2 separate regions of the Homo sapiens genome follow, and region 1 is linked to region 2. A link is a loop called in an ENCODE intact Hi-C map of the cell type or tissue named here. Cell type or tissue: PC-9. All regions are shown on one strand.

Region 1 (2,500 bases), 180 kb after region 2:
TGTATACCATATTTGTGTTCTCCTTCCTGCTACATGGCCTTGGGAGCCTTCAGAGGATAACCTGAGCCCCAGGATGTCTTACCTCCTGAAGGTACCGGACTGGGGGCTCGGTCTCCCATGACTAGTGCTTCCACCCAGACTGTCCTCCAGTGGGAATGGGCGATAGGGAACAATTAGTCAGGGATGAATTATTTCCTGGTCACTGGAACTTTTCTCATCCTTCCTAGATCCTTCTAGTGGACTTTCTCTTCTTATTTTTGCCCTCCCAGGCCTCAGGTTCAACCTGTCCTGTTCTCCCTGCCTTCCCTCCCACTCCACCCTAAAAAGCCTGTTCCAAGATCAGCTATGAGAAGAGGCAACAGCACCTGCAGTAGACAGATCGGCCTGCTTCCAAAATGCCCAGTGGCCATGGCCATAGCATTTGCTGTGTCTCTAGCTATGCCCAATGGGTCCAAGGAAAAGGAACAGAGGTTCCAACTGGATTTTCTCCTCTGTTGCACTTCCTGCCCTCAATAACATCTTGGGAAAATAATTTGGCTTCTCTAACTCCAAAAACTCCAAATTCTCGGGCCTTAGGCATTTTAGGATGGCAGTCTAATTTTGCTAAGAGAGCAGAGATACAAAGTTTTAATCATAAGCTAAATATTATTAAATAAATAAATATTATTGGATATTTAGCTTATTTTTTTAATCAAAGTTATATTTTCTGCTTTTGGATGGGATCCTTTGAATCCTGTCTTTGTCTCCTTGTAGGACCTCAGGGAAGACTGCAAGAAGCAGCCAAGTCACCCTGATATTCTGTTTGTTTTCTGTTTTTTTGAGACAGAGTCTCGCTCTGTCGCCCAGGCTGGAGTGCAGTGGCACGATCTCGGCTCACTGCAACCTCCACCTCCCGGGTTCAAGCAATTATCTGCCTCAGCCCCCCGAGTAGCTGGGATTACAGGCGCCCGCCACCTCACCCGGCTAATTTTTGTATTTTTAGCAGAAACGGGGTTTCACCATGTTGGCCAGGCTGGTCTTGAACTCCTGACCCCGTGATCCGCCCGCCTCAGCCTCCCAAAGTGCTGGGATTACAGGCGTGAGCCACCGCGCCTGGCATCACCCTGACATTCTAATCCTTCTCTTCTGTGTTCCCTGATGGTATAGCCTTGACCAAGCATGCTTGTATCTCCCCAAACCACAAATAACTATTAAACACCTGCAAAACAAGAACGCCAACATTCCAACCTGGGACACTGCTACTTGCCAGCTTCTATTCAACCAATTACAGATTTTAAGTTTTGTTGTAATGATCACATTTCCTTGTACAAAATTTGGTAATGGGGATGCTGACAGTTCCAACGCAAAGTGGTTTAAGCAATAAAGGAATGTATGGGCTCACGTGACTAGAAAATCCAGACATAGTTCAGGCTTCAGGATCAGTTTGATCTAGTATTTCAAGAGGACAACATCTAAGTGTGTCTCTCCATCCTGCCTTTGACCACATACATTTCATCTGAAGCCTGGCTCTCCTTATGGTTGCGAGATGAGTGCCACAGCCTCCAGAGAATCATGCTTTCTTGTCCTTATCCAGAAGAAGAGGGAGTTTTTCTTGCCTCAACAATCAAACAAAAATCTTTTGTTACATTTCAACTGGAACAACTTGGCTTCTGTCCACTCCTCATCACCATGGCCAGGGAAATACCCTGAGTGGTTTGAGACTGGGCCACTTGTCTTTCCCCAAAACAATAATGAAGACAAGGGAGATTGACATGGTTTGGCTGTGTCCCCACCCAAATCTCATCTTGAATTCCCACGTGTTTTGGGAGGAACCCAGTGGGGGGTAATTAAATCATGGGGCACCTCTTTCCTGTGCTGTTCTCATGATAGTGAATAAGTCTCACGAGATCTGATGGTTTTAAAAAGAGGAGTTCCCCTGCACAAGCTCTCTCCCTTTGTCTGCTGCGATCCATGTAACATGTGACTTGCCTTCTTGCCTTCCACCATGATTGTGAGGCCTCCCCAGCTATGTGGAACTGTAAGTCCAATAAACCACTTTATTTTGTAAATTGCCCAGTCTCGGGTATGTCTTTATTACCAGTGTGAAAATGGACTAATACAGAGATGTATATGTCAAGAGAATGATGAGAGTGGCTTAGACTGATAGGACTCCCTCTGAAGATGGAGATGGGGCCAATCCTATCCAGACCCCATAGCTACTACATGCTTGGTGGGGCAGGTGGAATGAACGTAGGAGAGGCAGACACAGTGAGCAAAGCTACGTTAGTGCATATGCAAAGCCAAAAGAAAACAATAGGGACAGAAGCATCTTCCCAACACCTAACTTCTTTCTACTTCCTTTTCCATCTGACTGTTAGCACATTGTTACAGACTGGGACATTAAAGCTTATACATCTATTGGTGCTGGGAAGTGAAGAAATGTGTATCTGATTTCCTAGGTCCCTTTGAAACCCAATATTATGAAAAATATGTGCAGTGATAGCAATTCTTCATATCATAC
Region 2 (2,500 bases):
GTTCAAGACCCGGTTCTACCACTAAGTGTGCTTTGATCAGCTCAGTTAATCTCCTTGAGCCTGCTTCCTCATCTGTGAAAGAGGATCATGGTCTTCCTGGTATGTCTACACCTCGTGTGTATGCACATATCACATCCTGCTTAGTGTTTTGTGTTCAGACCTTAGTGAGTTGGAACTGCTCAGTATTCTGTTTATCAGACTTGCTTTGCTCTAGTACTAGTATGAAAATGCTGATTTATTTTTGCATGCTCCACAGTGCCTGGCAAATATTGTGGGGGGAAAAAAAAAACTTGTTAGATGAGGAAGTGAGCAGAGGTGACTTCTCCTTGTCTGTGTACACTAGGACAAATCCTGAGAATTCCCTGGCCTTAATTTCTCTGACCAAAACAGTGACAATGATAACAATGGCTGTCCTAAAATCACAAAGGCTTTTTGGGTGAAAAAGAAAATACAGATGAGAGGACTTTGGGCCCTGAAGAAGGATGGTAGATGATTTCGAGAGATTATTACAATGTGCTGCACTTAATATGTAAAACCGTAAAGAAACCTAAGAAAGCAGGAGAGGGAGAAGTGAGGGGAGCTCTTATTCGGTTGCTCTCACCAGAAATGCTGTTCTATCTTATCCTCATAACAAGCCTAAAAAGCAGGCATAATCTTGCTCCTTTGTTTTCAGCTGGGAAACCTGAAACATAGCAAGTGTAAGCGGCTTTTCTGACTGTCTGATTTCAAAGCCTAATCTGTTTCTACAGCACCGTATTGACTTGCAAGGGACAATTCTACTTGCATTTTTCTGTACTATAGATCTGTCCCCATAGAAAAACTCCCCAGGGCTCTTCTCAGCAAAAGCCAGAACAACCCACGTGAGCTGATTGAGATTCAAGGATATCTGGGCTGATTTGGAAAGGGCATCATCTTCGGATGGCTATGAAGTAATAAAGAAGTTCAAAATATGTCAGCTGGGAGTGGCCAGAGGACAACAGACCAACGAGGCCAGCCTCACCCTTCTGGTTCCCAAACCTGACGGGACTGTTCAATGTTGCACAGACTTCAGCTGGCTCAATGCACGATCAGTGCCAACTGCAGAAACATTTCAGAAGTAACTAACTAAAGCCAAATTCATAATAAGCTGCAGATGACTCAAGACTCCTGGCATTTCCTCCCCAGCCTTTATTCCTGGGAAGAGATGGTGTTTATTATGACCTGGGTACTATATTTTTCATAACCTGGGGAGTATTTTAAAAGCAGTGATTAAGGCACACAAACTTTTAAGTCTTTTAGCAGCAGATTTCAGAAACTTTAAAGTTGTATAGGGAGGGGACAGAAAATGGGTTGCTAAATGGTGCTTCAGGTTGAAATATGGAAGAAAAATACTTTCCTTATACAGTGTAAATGCTAAATCATACTCTTTTAATATACCAAGGGAGCAGGCTCCAGAACTTTTTGTTGTTTTCTCCCTATTTATCTGTTAAAGGCTGATCTTTGTGAGAGAAAAACACAAGTTAGCTCAAAACTGGTAAGTACACATGTGGTTGCCTTTGAGAAATGCAAATCAAACAACCTCTTGGACAAGATTCCCGCCCGCCTTGCCACCTTTTCAAGATGTAAGTTGTTTAACAAGGCATCTTTATTTGGCTTCAGAATCTTACTCAAGTTCTGAGCTGTGGTAAACTCTGATGACATTGGATTATCCTTTACTGATAAGATACATTTGATAACTTTTTTGATCTTTAGAAAGCAAACAGCAGAATGCCAAGATTTATGAATAATATATAATCTCAATCATGCAAAGAAATCTGCATCTATACATGAATATGCATTAATGGTAATAAAGAATTTAAATGTTAACAGCAGCTAATTATAGAATTACAAGTAATTTTTATTTTCTTCCTTATACTTCTCTGTTTGCCAAATTCTTTTTAAAAAACAGAAATTTCAAGCTCATTCTTGTTGGAGAAAAGAAAAGGAGAGAATTACCTATATAAGCAGATAAAAAGTTATTTGAAAAATATCAAGCTACCCCTGCAGCAGTAGACATCATCCATTATAAATTCAGCTATGAAACAAGAAACTTAAGATGTGAAAGACCAGAAAGATTTTAGATTTTGAGTAGGAAGATTTTGAGGAAGACAAGGAACACTGTAGGTCCTTATTATTTTCTTAATCAGATGATGTCCAGAAGTTATTTGTGTGTTTTTGTTTTTGTTTTGTTTTGTTTTTTGTTTTTGGAGATGGAGTCTTGTTCTGTCACCCAGGCTGGAGTACAGTGGCATGGTCTCGACTCACTGTAACCTCTGCCTCTCAGGTTCAAGTGATTCTCGCGCCTCAGCCTCCCTAGCAGCTGAGACCGCAGGTGCGTACCACCATGTCCAGCTAGTTTTTTTTTTTTTTTTTGGGACGGAGTCTCGCTCTATCGCCCAGGCTGGAGTGCAGTGGCGCAATCTTGGCTCACTGCAACCTCCGCCTCCCGGGTTCACGCCATTCTCCTGCCTCAGCCTCCCGA

Evidence for each region. Hi-C counts contacts between places; a loop is a spot of excess contacts. Peaks named below come from ENCODE experiments on the same cell type or tissue, not always from the same donor. Only the 100,000 strongest peaks of a DNase experiment are listed, where the experiment ranks them.
Region 1: a loop joins it to region 2, with 9 times the contacts of the local background. A loop is called at or near these places in 1 of 110 quality-filtered maps.

Annotation. Positions count from the first base shown.
Region 1 is chr2:10,895,087-10,897,586 of GRCh38, forward strand. No RefSeq gene overlaps it. Among named protein-coding and RNA genes, the nearest start is that of KCNF1, 16 kb to the right of the region's middle. In PC-9, no CTCF peak of the experiment used is centred here; a DNase peak (open chromatin) is centred at 1,235; H3K27ac peaks cover 559 bases.
Region 2 is chr2:10,716,733-10,719,232 of GRCh38, forward strand. No RefSeq gene overlaps it. Among named protein-coding and RNA genes, the nearest start is that of ATP6V1C2, 3.6 kb to the right of the region's middle. In PC-9, no CTCF peak of the experiment used is centred here; DNase peaks (open chromatin) are centred at 49 and 1,059; H3K27ac peaks cover 1,919 bases.